2 separate regions of the Mus musculus genome follow, and region 1 is linked to region 2. Evidence: chromatin loops called from intact Hi-C (ENCODE). Cell type or tissue: left cerebral cortex. All regions are shown on one strand. Links, peaks and the distances in the headings refer to the core of each region. The heading gives the core; the rest is flanking DNA. Region 1 holds the start of Frmpd1 (FERM and PDZ domain containing 1). Region 2 overlaps Frmpd1 (FERM and PDZ domain containing 1).

Region 1 (9,096 bases), core at 879-8,878, 69 kb after region 2:
GTCGATGAGAAAGGACAGGATGTGATGAGAGTCACACTTTAGTAAGAACTGGCAGAAGCCTGACATTCAAAGTGAGCCTGCCAAGATGGGAGTTGGAGAGAGTTTGGAAGTTAAATGTCAGGGCATGGGGACAGGTGATCACAATTAAGAAGGAACAGTCAAAAGGACAAGGTCATAGGTGAATATCCTCAATGTGCTAGATGACTATCCGCCTGCCCTCTGCTGTGGAGTCTCCAGCTTGGGACAAACAGGGAGTAAGGACCAGGACGCAGGGCCACTGATTTGCTTGGTACCAAGGTTGGTACGGCCAGATACTCAGCCCCACCCAAGCTTTCTCTTCATATATTGGTTCGCAACTAAGGGGCACGACTTTGCCCCTTCATTAGAAAGGGGAAGATATATAGGGACGAGAGGAAGATGACAGAGGGTGGGGCACTAAGAGAAAAGGAAGGGGTGAGCAAGAAGAGGGAAGGCAGTGGAGGGAGAGAGGACAAGGCATCCTGAATGGCGACTGAGCGTGCCATTCCCCAAGCACAGCAGCAGCAGCTTCGAGCGAGTGCTACAACCTGCTGATCCCTCTCCAAACTCCTGGTTCTCCGTGGTTCTCTGCTGCAGATACGGAGAGCTTAAGCCAGAATGTGTCCAGTAAGTACTGAGGGACTGGCATCTGTGTAGGCAGGCCCCCTCAGTCCTGAACACATCGAGACCCTCAGGCCTCGGGACTTGCTGTTCCTTCTACCTGGGATACTCCTTAGCATCTTTTATTTGGAGTTTATCAATACAGGATTCTCAGACTGAGCACTCTTTTGTTTGTTTGTTGTTTTTCAAATTAGGGCGTATGGAGATGGCTCAGCGGTTAAGAGCACCTGCTACTCTTGCAGAGAACCCGAGTTCAAATCTCAGAATCCACATGGAGGCTCACAGCCATCCATAACTCCAGTTCCAGGGGGACCCGATGCCCTCTTCTGACCTCTGAGGCCACCAGGCACACACATGATACACAGACAGACAGACAGACATGCAAGCAAAATGCTCATACACATAAAATAAATCCAATACATACATAATTTATTCTACTTGCCTGTGTGCAAGTGCTCTGTGCACATGCGTGTGTATGCATGCACACATCACATGGACACACGTGTGTGAATGCATCGTGGCATGCACATGACAGTCAGAGACAACTTTTGGGAACCGGTTCTCTTTTCCTACCACGTGGACCCCGGGAACTGAACTCAGGTCATCAGACTTGGCAGCATGTGGCTTTACCTATGGAGCCACCTTCCCAGCCCCCTCTTCTATGTACCTTATATGTATCAACATCTAACTCTCACAACAACCTTATAATCCTCTAGTAAGCAAATAAAGAATTCCCCAGAAGATCAAATAACCTGGAGCTGTTGAGATGGGCCAGACTAAAAATGCTCCTTGCTACCAAGTCCTACAGCCTGAGTTCAAGTCCCAGAATCCACACAATGGAAGGAGAAAACTAACTCTCACAAGTTGTCTTGTCCTCTGACCTCCATATATGCACTGTGGCACATGTGCACATGCATGCATGCTACACACACACACACACACACACTCTTTTTTAAAGTACTAGATAACCTAAAGGAAGAATACATAGAGGATAAGGGCTAATATGCTAATCTAGGCAGTATGGCCCAAATCTGTACTCTCTTCCAGGAAGCTTCAACACAGCCCCTTCCCAAGATCCTTTGGGGACCTAGACAAGTATCCCTAATGTCCCCACACTTCATCACGTTCTCTTATACACGTTCTCTTAGCCCCGAGTATCTCCTTCCCAGCATAACCTGCAATTGCCTTATTTATGTATTTAGTTGTTTTCGTCTGTTTCTCTAGCCAGAATATAAACCTCAACAAGACAGAGATCTTGCCTTTTGTATTCCTAGAATAACCCTCTGGCTCCCGGTAGCCATCCTGTGAATAACTGCTGAGTGCACAGGGAGGGAGTGCACAGAGGCTGTGTTGTGCTAAGCAGAGACATAAAGTGGTGAGTGCTATTTCTCACTGTTTGTCCTGTTCTTCTCTGACCACTGTGAACGTTCAGCATCCTACACAAAAGCAGAAGGGAGCCACGGCCCAGTTCCCAGTGTATACGGACAAAGTTGACATGTTTATAACTGGCTGTCAAATCCTTCTGCCTGGGTCCTTGAGCACACAGTGATAAGCTTGTGGGAGGCAGGGATCGAGGCTTCTGATTTAACCCATCTGCAACCTCCACCACGTTTAGTATTTACAGGACACTGGAAGCTGTTCATGTCCGTATCAGATTGGAGCCCCCTCCAGATAACAAGTGCCCATCTCTGGGACCAGGAGGTTCCCTGAGAATGAACATGCTGTCACAGCCCTGGTAGGAAGGTTCTAAGTCAAGGCAGAAACTAAGACAAAGACACCATTTTTATATTCCACGAGTGCACAGCAACACACCGAACTCGCTGCCCATGAACACACTACAGAGGGATCCAATTCTGACCAAATGCCTATTATATACAAACACCATGATAGACGCTTCTACCTATGATCTATCTTGTGCATTGACAATTATCTTTAATTTCCTTTGATAAATGAGAAGAGTGAAACTCAGAGGACCCAAATCCCAAGCGGAGACCAAGGCACTTCTGCCTATCTTCTGCTCTCAGAGGGCTCTGCCTGCTCTGCACTTCCACTGGATTCCATGCTCCTTGCTGACCTGAACTTTACTAGCCAGTGGTCATCCAGTTCCTTTCCATGAAAATGACCTCCCTGCTGAGACCCTTGCCTTCCTTCTACCTTCCTGGGGGGCAGCTCCTCCAATTCTCCAGCTGGAATTCACAGTTTGCACAAGCCCCAAGGGATGACCAGAAGCCCCATGGTCTAAGTCTCTACTCCTCCTGAGACCCTTAGCCCACGCAGCAGAGAACCCTGTCAGTAGTTTTCCTCATCTCTTTCCATGAGAACCAAGCACTAGATGATGAAGAGAGTCACGCTTGTGTTTGAATGCCTCTGGGGGCAGGGCCAAGTGAGCCTCCAATTCCAAGTGGCACTTGGGAAAGGCAAACGCAGGTATCACAACCCCACCCTGTCACAAAACTCCCTCTCCCCAGACTTCTGACTTCCGAAAGCCTGAAACCGAAAACCAGCATGTCTAGGAAGGAAATCAAACAAAACTGCTTCCACGAGATGTTTCTCACTGGGGCGCACTAATTGCAGCACAAGATACTGGGCAGTGGGACAAATCTCACCTTCTATCACACACGCTCAGGTATCTCGTTCTCAACTTCGCTCCGGCTACACCAGAATTCACCTATCCCGGAAGTCAAGACACGTCTTTTCTGAACTGTGGGCCTCTGCAGCCCCATGGACATGGACACGCAACACCCACCGGAGGACTCCTGATTTAGAGCGAGTCTCCATAACCAGAACTGTAAAACATCTCAGCCTCCCCTTAGACTGGAATTAAGCATCCACTAGCCTCCTTCAGGGCCCTACAACAGGGCATTATCTTCCCCCCTCAATTTTGAGAGGTTTTGGCAAAAAAATAATAAATAAATAAATAACCACCTCACAAACAGAAACATTTCCTGATCTATAAGCCACTTTGAAAACAAATCATTATGTCGTTGAATATTTTATGACGGCCAATGCACCGGAGTAAGCAAGGCGCGCTCTCACCAACCCTTGCCATGTCTATTTTGAGACTCCTAGAGCAAACCCCAAATGCTTCCTTTATTTTTTCCAAACACCAATTTGTAAGTGCTGGATAGATTCTTGATGGATTAATGGCTCCACCCAAACTGACCCTGCAAACCAGAGCTCAGAGACTCCCCTTCTGTAGAGTTTTATAGTAACTGACCTCAAAGAACATCTCACTACTTTCACCCTACCTTAGAGGCACCAAAACCAGCCTCAAAATGTGGACTTGCCCAAGGTCACACAGCCAGGATGGCTCTGGGACACCTAGCCCTTGCAGCTACTCCATTTCCAGAGGCCATTGCCACACCCATCCTTAAGCTCAGTCAAGGCTGCTGCGGGTTAGGGACGCGACCTGTCCCTCCCCACCAATACAGACTTCTGTAGGTCTTCAACATTCCTCTCCACTCCCCATGAGCTCTGGAGCTGACACACTCTCGGGCACCCCCCCCCCCACTCAAAACAGAGCAATACAAGCGTGACGCTTCAGCCGATCGTCCGGGCGAACAGCTCAACCCACTCTGGTGCAGGTATGGCAGTGGAGACCGGACAGGCAGGGCTCATCTGAGGTCACTCAGAAAGTTGGCGCTGGCTGCGGCCGCACCTGAACCCAGGGCTGCCTCGCGGCTGGTCGCTCCTCCCACAACTACACCGTGCAGACCTCGGAAACTTAAGGCACACGGATCCCATGCACAGAGTTAACCGTTGCAGGTCCCAAGCAAGCTGGCGGCCACGCCACGGACGCCGGGAGAGGGGACACGAGGAGTGGAGCGGGTCACCCGGGAGCGCAGCGTGGAGGGCGGCGCGGAAGAAGCCAAGGAGCAGCTCCCAGAGACGCAGGCCTGGGCTGTGGGGATCCAGGTATCCCCAAAACTTTGCGGCGGCGCGGGGGGCCTCGCCCTTACCTGAGGAGGAGGCGCCGCCCGCGTGCACGCGGAGCCGGCGGGAGCAGTAGCTGGGGCGCCCCGCCCAGCGGCGGCCACGGTAGCCGGCCGGGCTCGGGCAGCGGCTCGGCTTGGGCTCCGGCTCGGCTCCGGCTCCGCCTCCCGCGCCGCGGCTGCAGCCCGAGGGGGGAGAGGCCGGGCCCGGCTGCGCCCGCGCCGTCTGGCGGCGGCAGGTGCTGAGGCTGCAGCTGCGGGGCCACCAGCTGCCGGCGCCGCGACCCCCGCCCCGGGGGAGGAGCCCCACGCACCGCCCACGCGGGCTCCTGAGGTCCTGGGCCGTCGCAGTGGGCGGTCCTGCTCCCACCCAGGCCCTGCCTCGGCTGGCCTTCCCCAACTCACCCGCCGGGGGATACGCAGCGTCCCCACGGGAACACTGAGGCTGGGAGGGGAAAGGGACACCCCAAGGTCACCCAGGCCAGCAGCCTAAGCTGGAACTCGGAATGACCCCCCTTCTAAGCTCTGGCTTCCCAGCTTTCTTACCCCGCGGTAGGAGACCCTGGGGAACACAGAGGATCTTTATACTTCCCTTGTCTCCCAGTCCTTGCCTCCCCAGTCTCTCCTGCTGAGGGCAGTGGAAGAGAGTGGGCTCACTTTAGGCACTGTTGACCACTACCCCGTCTCTGCCCTGAGAAGTCATAGTCCCCCAATCCTTCTGTTCTGGGGGAGGGGGCTCGGAAGATCTAGAAGCCTTAAACTACTGAGATACCCTGGGGCTCTGCACCCATGCCCCTTCTGATCCCCGCCCCCACCCCCCAAGCCGAGTAACCCAGTTCCCATGTTACAATTCTACCACCTCTTTCCCCATGCAAGTCTCTTAAGATGGAATAGCTACACCCCCAGGCTTACGCTGTGCTAGACACTGGAGAAGTGGCCTCCAGAAAAACCTGGTACTGTTTCCTAGTACAGTCTAGCCGATTGAATAAAGTGCTGATCCGGTGCCCGTAGCACCATCCCGCCTACTGAAGGGGGTGCCTCTGAACAACAACTGGAGTTGGCCAACTAGAGTGTGGGAAAGCATTCCAGAGGACCAGAACAAAGCTCTCAGGATATCGCAGCTTTCACTGAAACAGGAGCAGAAAGGGAGCAGAATTGAAGAGTTAGAGGAGGCAGTTCCTGGTCAGTATTCCGTGCTATCCTTAGCTATCATGGGAGGAGGAGTTTTAAGGATAGAAGGTGGCAATCTTGTTGCCACCAGATTATCAAATTAGACCACTCTGGGAATCAAATGAGCACAGACAAGATCCTTAATCCAGTGACAAGTGGGCAAAGCAACAGGTCAGCCCTTGGCCTGATGAAGACAGAAACTCCAGCACCCACCAGGTCCCTAGCCTCCAGTAGTAGGACCCAGGGTTAGCACCACTGGGGGAAGTGGGAAGAAACGGAAGATACAGAAGCATGGTGGGTATAAAGTCAGCTTTAAGAAAATTAAATATATTTCGCAATAGCTTATGAACTGACGATTTACAGTAAACTGAAAGACTGTACCGTGGATGGAGATTATGTGCACAATCCAGATTAAACACCAATGGGGCACTTGTCACACAGGAAAATAAGAACCCAGCCCTGTTGTCAGCAAGAACAAAAATTTCCCATCAGGTCAGATCCTGTCCCTCACAGTTTCCTAGCTGCCTGGGTCGATAATGTTTCACACAGGGCCGTCATTGGCTTCAGAGGCTCTGCTCTGCGTGGGATGCCCCCCTGCACGCTCATCCCTGACAGCCTGCTGCACTGTTTCTCCCTACATCTGCCGTTCTGGTGGGTCCCACAGTGCCAGGCACTCTTTGCCTTAAGGCTGTTTTCCTCCTTTCACCCTTGTGGAACAATTCTTTTCCTTAATTTTATTAGAATGTATTCAGTGTGCCAGGCTTCATAGATGCCATCAAGGACATCATCGTACCCTCTGACCATATTCACTAGCCATCACTATCCCGATCTCCTTCCAGGTCTGTTCTTTTTCTCTTCATCTTGAATTCTCAAGTGTACAGGGTTTCTCTGTATAGCTCTGTCTGTCCTGGAACTCACTTTGGAGACCAGGTTGGCCTCGAACTCAGAAATCCGCCTGCCTCTGCCTCCCGAGTGCTGGGATTAAAGGCATGTGCCACCATGCCCGGCTAAGTGTACACTTTTTACACACAAGTATGGAATCTACCTTTTACATAAGAGAAGGCATTATTTGTCTTTCTGCGTCTGACTCCTATGGGCTGTGTGACTCAAGTCAGGTGGTTCTTCTGTGCTCCAAACCCGGACACACAAACACCTGCTGAACTCCCAAATGGTCCTCCAGGGCCCCAGGCTCAAACTCACATCTTTCCCCTAAATTATGTTTCTCCGTCTCTACTTATGGTGGTACCATCTTCCTAGAGGCATCAAACCAGGAAACCAAATAGTCATCTTACTCTTCCTGTACCTCATACGTAGTGGTCACTAAATCCAGTCCACACTGTCTCCTTACCATCCCTTACACTCAGTTGATAGCCTAATTTTAATGATTATTTGTGAGTGAGTGCGTGTGTGTGTGTCTGTGTGTGCATGCCCATGCATGAACATGCAGAGGCCTATGGAGCCCAGAAGCATCAGATCCCTGGAGGTGGAGTAACAGGCTATTTCAAGTCACCTGACATGGGTACTGGGAACTGAACTCAGTCCTCTGCAAGAGCAGTACATACTCTTAGCCACTGAGCTGGCTCTCTCCAGCTCAGTCTCGCTGCTTCTCACAAAGGCTATAGTAATACCTCTTGTCTCATCAATTTCTCCTTCCTCCTTCCAGTGCTGCTACAGTCTCTAAACACATGTCAGGTCTCCTGAGGATTCACCTGCTGATTAAGTCTTATGGCATCTCTCTACATAGTCTTGACTGTCCTGGAACTCACTTTGTAGACCAGGTTGGCCTTGAACTCAGAGACCCACCTGCCTCTGCCTCCCAAGTGCTGGGATTAAAGGTATGCACCACCACACCCGACAATTTATGCTCTCCTATGGCTGCAGGCCCATTTCTACTCACTGCACACTTGACCACCAAACACCTATGCTCCTAGACTATATCATGCAATGAAAGCTAATATAGACTTGAGCCAAGGTATCTGGGTTTAAATCCCAATGCTGCTACTTTTTTAACCCTGTATAATTTGGGAGAAAGTTCTAGAACCTCACTTCTGAGTTTCTTCCTCTAGAAAAGAAGCATAACAGCAATGCTTACAACCCACAGTGATCTAAATTCAGCTTTGGGACGGGGGTGGGGTGGGGTAGCCTGTTAGCCAGTGCTGTCAATTTTAACCGCTTATAACCGTGTGGCTTGCTCTGTTTACAGAGAAGGAATCTGTTAGTCCAATGAGTAAGTACCTTACTAACGATTAAAGCAGCTGCTCTGACATTCATACAGGATTCAGAATTTCTCATAACCAAAGACTTTACACAAGAGCTTTCCTCCCTGTAGGAGGCCTCCTTAGTTCCCCACTGGATAGACAAACTCTTCATCTTTAGCTTAAGGCTTTCCTCAAGCCCCCTAGTCTCCCTCTGCACATCTGGTACACTTGTACGTCCGTCAAACTTGGTCACGTGTGTGTGGTTTGGTAACATGTCTGTCTTATGGGGACCTCTTGAGAAAGGTAACGCCTAATTAGGTTTTGTGTTTTCAGTATGCCATAAGTGTGTCTGAGTGAATGAATAACTCAGCAAATATTATAAGCATACATACACACAGATACACACACATATACACATATATAGATGTAGATATCATATAGGTATACACGGTCCTCAAGGCTTGACCCTAACAGCTGTCATTTCAGTATCAATCCCTCCCAGCATCCTCCTCTGTCACCCAGAAGAGTCATTTCTGATGCGAGGACAGCATTGGATGATGCTGTAATCTCCCAGAATGAGACAGCAAGACTGATATTTGCCTGTGCCTTGCCCCTATCGGATGCCGTGCCTTTTTTTAGTGACACCATGTAATAACCCATAATGAGACTCTGTGTTGCATCCTAATGAGACTTCCTGACTGAAACATCTGAGGCTTTAATTTATTTCCTTTAAGTACCATTTCAACTCAAAGTTTGCTCTCTCTGTGGTGGTGAGGGTTCCATTTGTCATCAGCTAAGTTCCCATACCTTCCCTTTATCTCTATTAATCTTCTTTGCATTCAAATACTCCTAAGAGTGGACTTACTAGTGAGCATTTCTATACAGTTGCCTTCTTAGAACGCCCAGCTCTTCCTGACTGCACATCTATTGTTCCCAAAATAGAACAGTTTACTGCTTCACATTTCAGCTTTACTGTCGCAGAGATTTAGGATGAGGCGCACTCTTCGTAATGACCGCATTTCATAGGGTTTAAAAAAAAAATAAACCCACGACCCCGCCATTCTGTATGGAGTAGTGTTTTGCTTAATTTGTGTGGCAGAATGCAAGTGTACTGGCAACGTTAAATACCTTCCCATCAAAATAATGAGAAGCAGGAT
Region 2 (9,096 bases), core at 593-8,592:
CCAGTCCTTCAATTTCTCTGGATGACAAGAAGTTTTGACTTGAAAATTTTAAAAATCTCATACTGATTGATGGATGGCAAAAGTCTCCAGCCATTTTATAACTTATGAGTAAATGTGTCTCTTATCAACAAATCCTTATTTAAAACATCAGTCTCAAGATAGGAAATGGCTCTGTGGTTAAGAACGCTTGTTGTGCCGGGCAGTGGTGGCACACGCCTTTAATCCCAGCACTTGGGAGGCAGAGGCAGGCAGATTTCTGAGTTCGAGGCCAGCCTGGTCTACAGAGTGAGTTCCAGGACAGCCAGGGCTACACAGAGAAACCCTGTCTGGAAAAAAAAAAAAAAAAAAAGAAAAGAAAAGAAAAAGAAAAAAAAAAGAACACTTGTTGCTCTGAGTTCAATTCTCTGTATCCACAGGGTGCTTCTAACTGTTAACTCCAGCTTCAGGGGATCCAGTGCTCTCTTCTGACTTCCCTCCCCCTCTCCCCCTCCCCCTCCCCTCCCCCTCCCTCCCCCTCCTCCTTCTTCTTCTTCCTCCCCCCCCTCAGCTTCTCTCTCTCTCCCTCCCCCTCTCTCTCTCCCTCTCTCTCTCTCTCTCTCTCTCTCACACACACACATAAATAAAAGATAAAAATAACCCTTAAAGCAATCCATCTGAAGGCTCAGATTCCCCTTAACAAACATGTCTTTTCACAGCATCCCCGCCTTCTCCCATCAACCCTGGGTCTTTCTGTATCAAAAATGAGTAGAGAGCATAACCAGGAAAAACAAAAGAAGTGGTGTCACAGAGACCCAGGCTCCTGCCTCTTCTTGCTGTGTGCTTTAGCAGTTACTTCTCTTACTCTCTCTAAGCCTCTGTTTCTTCTTGTGCTACAATTCCTCTGCAGGACAGAAGGACCAGGCACAGACAAGGTTTAAAGTGGGTAACAGAGGTTCAGTAAGATGGTGGACTCTTATCAGCCGACGTTAAATTAAAAAAAAAAAAAAAGAAAGAAATCCCAGCTACTACCACCATTGTTTAGCAACATATTACTATTTCCTTTCAAGGGACTAGTAAACCCATTCATAATAAGTACTGGAATCTCCAGGCCTATCACAGCAGGCGCGGGGAGTTGGTGTGTAGCAGGCAGCCACATTTAGGACTTGTTCCTCACCCAGCCTTGGGCCGGGGCTCCCCCAGCTTCCCTTGTCCTCCAGAGAAGCACACTAAGCCTCCAGCAAATGTCTGTCACTCCCACTACATCCTTTCTGAAGATTCCAGAGTTGTGGTGAGGTACACACTAGAAGACAGCTTGCCCACTTCAGCAAGAACCGCCATCTCTAGCTTCAGACGCACCTGACTGTGCCCACTGACCAGTACTTCCTCAGCAAAGTGCACCTTCACGGGGTTGCTCTTCAGCCGGGCCCGCTTCTCCTCAGTCAAGAAGGATGACTTGGGGACTCCCTGAAAAATAGTAGCGTACTTTGGAACAGTACTTTCATAAAAGCATCTACATCTTTTTACTTCTTACACACACACACACACACACACACACACACACACTCACGGTTGCTATGGACTCAGTAAAGTGCACACAGAAGGAGGGCACTCTATTTAAAGATTTCTTTTCCTAGGATCTAAGGAGTCCACTAGACAATGTTCTTGTGTCTTTCCGTTTGGAAATTCCAATCTGTAGTGAACCAATGGTGACAAAGTGAGACAAAGAGGGCTGGAGAGGAAACCTAAGTCCCAAGTTCTACTTCACAAGTTGTGAAAATGTCCAACACAAATTCCTATGAATGGAAGCATGTGTGTGTGTGTGTGTGTGTGTGTGTACCCATGGGTGCATGCACACATGCATGTATTAGGACTTCAGGTCCTAGCTTCTGGGTATCAAAGCCTAATCCCAAGCCCTTTTGGTCTTTGTGCATGTACCTGTACTTAAACACACACACACACACACACACACACACACACACACACACACACGACACGACAGAAACACACAGACAGACACATACACATAAATAAACTTTAAAATCACTATATGATCAGCCAGGCAGTGGTGTGCACACCTTTAATCTCAGCCCTCGGAAGGTAGAGGCAGGCAAATCTCTGAGTTTGAAGCCAACCTGGTCTACAGAGTGAGTTCCAGGACAGCCAGGGCTACACAGAGAAATCCTAACTGGAGAAAAACAAAGAATCAACCAACCTCACCCACCTGTCCCTCATCAGCCCCCAGAAACAAAACAAAACAAAATTCCTCCCTAAACTGCATAACTTTGGCTGTCTTTCAGCTTCTCTGAATTTCAGGGTTTTCATCCATACACTAGGAGCTAGACAGCACTCCCAGAAACTTTGGTCTGTGTGAATTGTGACTGGCCTCTCTTGACTGTTGTCTTCTGGTATTCTCTTTCTCCAGAAGTAAAAAGACTCATATTAGCTGGTATGATTAGATAGTAAACCATTATGGATGGCTTCAGGTCGAACTGTGACATTTGAGCAATGTCTTATACGAACGAGACCAGCAGGGCATGGTCTTCCTGCCCAACAGACTATTTCCTGGCCAGCATCCCACATTCCCTTCACCACTCCAGCCAGGCTTTTAGGCCAGCCTTTAGGATGTCTGTATGTATAAGAGTCCCAAGATGGTGCTCCGAGCCATGTTCTATATAGCTGAGGGAAGAGATCTGTAACAGCATTGGGGAACTTTCTGGAAGCCAAGTTCATGGACTTAGATATCAACACACCAATGCAATGCATGACGTCCATAAAATGAACAATGGCCCTGACATTTTAATAAGAAGAAACTGTGGCGTTACTTGGCACGACTGGGCATACAACTGTGATTTGCCAACTCAGAGACATAGCTCACTTTCAGGCCATGAGAATTACCAAGACTTGAGCATGAGAGGGAAGCACAGCTCTGTTCCCATGCAGACACTCTGGGTTTTCCAATCTGAAAGAATAAGTGAACTAGGAAAAGAAGGAGTTGAAATCCGAAGTTATGAGCTCAAGGCTCCGATCCAGGTGAATCTAGGGGCTTGCGGAACTGGAATATGGCACAGTTGGCACTGCCCAAGATCAGAGAAGGGAAGACACACTTACAGACAGCCAACATCAAGTTCCCCACAACAAACATGAACGATTCAAAAAAAAAAAAAAAAAAAAAAAACCACACACACACTGGAAGAAAGCCTGTTGTTAACTCTTGGTATAGAGATGAGCAGGGAGCTTCCAACATCGATCACTGATGACTAAGGAGTCAGCAAGGACAAGTCAGAGCCGAGCAAGTTCAGTTTTCTTTTGAAGACAGAATTCCAGAGACAGACCAGGGTCCTGTGGACATGTCAGAATTCCTTCCTTCTTGCAAAGAATTTAATAATCTCTCCCACAATCCCCCTGCGGAGAAAGCTGCATGCAGAGCCAGTAGGTGGATTCAGCAATGGTTTAATCTGCACTCAAAATAGTTCTGGTTTCTTTTCTCTTTTTCTTTTCCTGTCCTTTCCTGTGCGAGGGATCAAACCCAGGGCCTCATTCCTGTTAAGACAAGGGAGTTGCCACTGAGTTAAGTAGCTTAAGCTCCCTCTGGCTGAACCCTTATGGTTGATATCTAGCAATGCCTGAGATGAAGGCAGAGGAAGAAATTTATAGGCAGAACTGTAAGAGGCCATCAGGTGCCAAGCAACAGATATTGAACAAGATCCTTGCGAATCAGAAGCTCTGAGTCAGAGGCTGGGAAAACCAAGAGCAAGTCTAAGAGAGCACAGGGGGCGGGGCTGTCAACACAGCACAGCGACAGAGTGGAGAGTGAGAGAGTGTTCACAGCAATAGGCAACCAGTCACTCAGAGGATAGAGCAACCAAGGGCAGAGCAGAAGAGAGACACAGAGAGCAGGCATTTCCAGCAACCCATCCCTGTTTCTCATGCTAGGGAGGGCAATCCCCTGAGCGTTCGGCTGAGAGCTGAAACGTTAAAGAAAATTAGCTGGCTGAGAACTAGAAAGGAAGGAGCTCTGAGAAGAGGAGGCTCCTTGACAAGAAAGGAGGCTGATGATAGCTGGCATCTATACAAATACGCCTTTCAGCCTCAGGACTATAAAAGCACAGCAGGCCAAAACACCGGGCCAAGCTACATGACCTGACATGGATTAATAGGAAGAGTGACTCTGAGGATTTAAAAAAAAAAAAAAAATCAATTGGCCAAGCAAGGGATGGGGGACTCAGCCTGGAAGCTATTCATTTGAAAACCGGCTCAGTATTTCACTGACCACAAGTATCACCCAAGCCAACAGTGTGACTGGCCTTGCCAAGTGGGAATCCAACCCTGAGCTCCACCAGCATTTCTGGTGCACACCAGAAGCAACCCTTCATTCCCGGGGCACTCTTTGGGTGGAAGTGTGGACCTTTCTGGGTGCCACCATTTGCAAGGGTCACCGAAATTATAGTCCATCCAGAAACCCATTGGCAGAGTGGGAAGTATGAGGAATAACTTCAGCTGGAAGTTGGGAGAGCCATGCTGTCAGATCTCAGAGTAGCTATCTCAGACAAGGGAGGCCATTATGAACTAGGACAGTCACTGAGAGTTATAAGGAAATAGGATCTGTCACCTTTGGAACCATGGAACTGGCTGCTTTGAGAACGAACACTCCATCATCTGTCATGGAAAAGCCCAACTCATGGGCCCCACGGCAGCCTCTTTGCTTTCACATCTGCACATTAGCACTGCAAACCAGGCAGCCCAGCATCTGTAACATGCTGCAAGCCAGGATCTCCTGGATTTGTGACATGCTACAAACTACTTCCGCAAGTGCACTGATTTTTTTTTAAAGGAATCATTTGGAGGATATGAACTACTCTTTTTCCTAGGACTTCTGAGCCCTTCCTGGGTTTACTGATAAAAAAAAAAATGTGTGTTTTTGCTGCAGAGTTAGCACTTGGAAATATTAGGGTAAAAAATGTTGCTGGTCAAGAGAATGGAATCTCTGGCCTGGGTGGACCGCTAAGTTCCAGTTGAGCTGGTGGTTCAATCTGTCTGGCTAAGAGACACCCAGGAAAGTAGGGGGTGGGGAGGTTAGGGGGCTTGCCCCAAGCCACACTAATGAGGTAGGTGGAATAATTAGCTCTTTAATGAGATACAGTTCTTTTTCCCTCCCAGAATCCCCGCCCCTAGTGCGACAGCTCACTGGAGGCAACCTTGTGAGGTTGGAGATCTGCCCACTTTTCTGAATTATAAAGAACATGATGTTTTCTTTCCCCCTTTTCTAAGCAGGCTTCTTTAACACCTCGGCCTTCCCTGGTTCTCTTACTCTTTCTCGAAAGTCTCCCGCCCTGCCCCGGCACTGGCTGCCTGCCTTGCATGTGAGTTCCACGCGGGCTTGGGTGGCACGGTGTCCCTTTCTCTCCTCCTTACCCTTCTCTTAGACAGGCTGAACTTTAGAGCCTGCTTGCCCCAGGGCTCTGCTTTTAAACTCTAATAAAACTGTCCTTGGGCTTCCAACGGAGTCCATTCTTAAACTCTCGTATTAATGAAACGAAGAACTCCAAAGGGGACATCCCCTTTAGGAAAAGAATCTTTAAAAAAAAAATGGCTAGTTGAAAAGTTATTTCATATTTCTGCAGTGCCCTTGCCAAGGGTGACTCAGTGTCACTTCATGAAAACGGTGGGGTGCCTGAAGGTCAAACAGCATCATCTCAGAAAGTGTGGGCTCAGGAGTCTGATCCCTCGGGAATAAGCCCATCCCCCTGAACCCGGTGCCACACAGTGCGCCGTGTGGCCACAGCATCCGTGACCTGCAAAGGTGGGAATGGTGAATGAGTCTTTTCTACTCTGTGTGATTTCCTCCTGGTGAAAATTATGCAACATATTAATTGTCACTATAATATTAAAATAATTAATGTAATAGATACAAAAAATGCAGACTTGGGGCTGAGGCGATGGCTCAGTGGTTAAGAGTCTGTGCTGCCCTGGGGTCTCAGTGTTACACATCTTTAATCCCTCAGTGCTCAGAAGGCAGAGAGGCAGGAGGATTTCTCTGACTTTGAGGCCAGCCTGGTCTACACAGTGAGTTCCAGGACAGCCATGGCTACATGGTGGGACTTTGTCTCAGATAAACAACAACAACGAACAATCCATGCTACATTTCCAGAGAACCTGAGCTCGAGTCCCGGCACCCACCTCGGGTAGCTCAGTTGCCTGTGCCTCCCAAGAGCCCGGTGCCTTCCTCCAGCTCCCCTGGGCCCTGCACCCAGGTGTACAAACCCACGCACAGATGCATACATGCACATGAAATTTAAGAACAATATCAATTTTTTAATGCGAACTTTAAGCCAGAATGTATTTTTCCATAAAACCTGCATTCTAGAGAAATAGTCATGAATGTCTAAGCTTCGGATTTTATAATTCCCAATCTGTCTCAATTATATTCTAAGAATCTCCCATAACTGCAGCAACATCAATCTTGCTTGGTACACACAGCTTGGTCATTTTTCACGCTGCCATGTCTGTAAAATGGTTTGGGACACTTCTGGAAGAGGCCCAGCCTATGGTCAGGGCATTTCTCAGGGGTCCGGGTGGGCTCCCCTGTGGGTCCTCCTGGGTGTGGTGCTCACGTTTCTGCTGGGAAAGCTTGGTATGGGAATACAGACAATTTTTCCTCCCCTACTTTCCAATTTGTAAGCCGCACGGCTACGTGCCACTTTCTGCCTGACAGAACCAAGTGCTGTATTTTGTCCATTTCGTGGAACTGCTGCGGGGGAAACCCCCACCTAATTAAGATTAAGATGTTTCCCATTGAGATGATAATAAGCTAAATAAAAAGAAAGGCTTACCACCTGCACTGTTATTACACTGATTAGCCCTCTCCATCTTTATATCGGGTTCACATTATTTCATAGACAGACTTTGGCAGGAATAAAAAAGCCTCCACGCAGCCTGCATAGAACACTCAGCCCGACATATTTATAGCAAACATTTTAATTCTAATTGGGTGACTTTCTCCCCTACTGTTCCCAAGAAGTAAAAATAAAACACTTGTTGAATGGGGAGAAAAGACTATTTCTTTGTTTACGGAGTGTTGGGACCACAGAAATGTTATGTTTTCATGCGACTAAAGGGCCATTTCTTCCTCTGTCCTCCTTCCTATGGCTGTGTGCACAGGAAACCTCCAATAGCCAATAGTCAGTCATCCGTATTGTTTGTATCTTATTTCAAACAGGCAAAGGGGAGGGGAGGGTGGTGGAGGGGTAACCAGGAAATGGGATATCATTTGAGATGTAAATGAATGGAATGAGAGTACTAAAAATAATTTTTTAATTACATTATTTTGTGTGCACTCATGTGTGCATATGTGCCTGTGTATGTGTGTGTGCAGTGACAGTCACATGTTACTAGGCCCACATGGCAGTCAGAAGACACCATGGAGGAACTGGTTCTTTCTTTTCACTATCGAGGTCCCAGGCACTGCACTCGGGCCATCGGGCATGCACCAATACCTACTCTATAACAGAGTATGGTAGGCATAAGCATGCCTGTGTTCCAACTACTTAAAACAGTTGAGGTCTTACATACATAACTACAGTACCGGCTCCCGGGAGCCTGAGGCAGAATTCACTATATATAAAAGGGAAAGTTTGATTCTTATTATTCTCTTTAATCATTTTTGTTGATTGTTTTAGTTTATTGAGACAGGATCTCATATAGCCCAGGCTGGCCTTCATCTGGCTAAGTAGCTGAGGCTAGCCTTGAACTTCTGCCCCTGCCTGACAATTCCATGCATCCCCATCTTCTTGGTTCTATTTTTTTCTAACTTTTCACCAAATACTTAATTGATTTCCTTTTTAACTAGTAGAAACAGTTAAGATTATCAATTTTACTCTGATCACAGCTTCAACACAAAGTAATTTTGTTGCTCTTGTTGTTGTTCCCATGTGGCCCTGACTATCCTAGAACCTACAATGTAGACCAGGATCTCCTTCCTGTCCTTTCAAGTACTGGGATTAAATGCCTGTGCCCTCACACACAGCTCAGTTTTTATTTAAAATTATATTCAGGAAAGGAAATCTTTATAGCTTTATTCATTTATTTTTCTTTGTGTATTTTTTAATAGGATCTCATATAAAGTCTAAGGTAGCCTTGGGCTTGCTCTGTAGCCCAGGTTGGCCTCAAACATTTGATCCTCCTGAGATCAAATCTCAGCTTCCTGGGAGCTGGGATTTTAAGTGTAAGCCACCACACCTAAACCTATATGCTTTTTTTTTTTTAATTTAAAAATTATTTGCTGCACTTCCTTGGTAATCTAGTAGGTGGTCAATCAGGTTAGGTTATTAAATACATTATTAAAATTCTGTATGTTAGCCGGGCGTGGTGGCGCATGCCTTTAATCCCAGCACTCGGGAGGCAGAGGCAGGTGGATCTCTGAGTTCGAGGCCAGCCTGGTCTACAAAGTGAGTTCCAGGACAGCCAAGGCTATACAGAGAAACTCTGTCTCAAAAAAAAAAAAAAATTCTGTATGTTATTCCCACTTCCTTTTTTGATCTATTGTTTAGTCAAATTCTTAAAATGAGAATTTTTTGGTCAACATCTCCTCCTTGGTCAGTTTGCTCTTACAACTTGATCCCACGAGCTATCCTGTGTTGAGGTCATCACACTTACATCCTGCCTCCTGGTTGGCCTCAGATGATAAAACTGTCACTCCCGGCACCTCATTTGGTGCTTTGGATGATCCGTCAGACAGACAAGGCAGTTACTGTCACCAGTGAAAACTTGAAGAAGAGACTTGTCCAAAGTCGTTCCCCCAAGCCTGTCTTGGAGCTTCCAGTTTGACGTCCCTCCATTAGCACACTGTGCATCACAGATGGTCTCCTCCCCTGAGCAGCAGGTCCCTAAGGCCTGGACCATATCTGTTTCCTCCACAGCACCTATGTCCAGGAGGGCTTCAAGCCATGTTGGCTGACTAGCCATCCACTGCCTGGCAACTGCCACCCTCTGACCTCTGCCCTACTGACTACGGGATATCGTCCAAGAGCATTAGTGTCTTTGGATCAGGGAGAGTGAAACTAACATATAGAACAAAAAGAGAGGTTTACCGATGTGCAGCGGACAACTGTAATTGAAAGA

The links. A loop is a pair of places that touch in the nucleus more often than their neighbours do. Peaks named below come from ENCODE experiments on the same cell type or tissue, not always from the same donor. Only the 100,000 strongest peaks of a DNase experiment are listed, where the experiment ranks them.
Region 1: a loop joins it to region 2, with 2.1 times the contacts of the local background. A loop is called at or near these places in 5 of 42 quality-filtered maps.

The regions. Positions count from the first base shown.
Region 1 is chr4:45,180,460-45,189,555 of GRCm38, reverse strand. Frmpd1 (FERM and PDZ domain containing 1) reads right to left here and starts at 4,650. Exons shown (of 16, transcript NM_001081172.2): 1 at 4,599-4,650. In left cerebral cortex, for the core only: a CTCF peak has its summit at 4,814; DNase peaks (open chromatin) are centred at 4,910, 5,570, 7,900, 8,595 and 1 more place; H3K4me3 peaks cover 2,317 bases; H3K27ac peaks cover 1,042 bases.
Region 2 is chr4:45,249,189-45,258,284 of GRCm38, reverse strand. It overlaps Frmpd1 (FERM and PDZ domain containing 1), which reads right to left. Exons shown (of 16, transcript NM_001081172.2): 5 at 9,066-9,096; 6 at 1,336-1,443. Among named protein-coding and RNA genes, the nearest start is that of Frmpd1os, 9.7 kb to the right of the region's middle. In left cerebral cortex, for the core only: no CTCF peak of the experiment used is centred there; DNase peaks (open chromatin) are centred at 3,766, 4,047 and 5,193.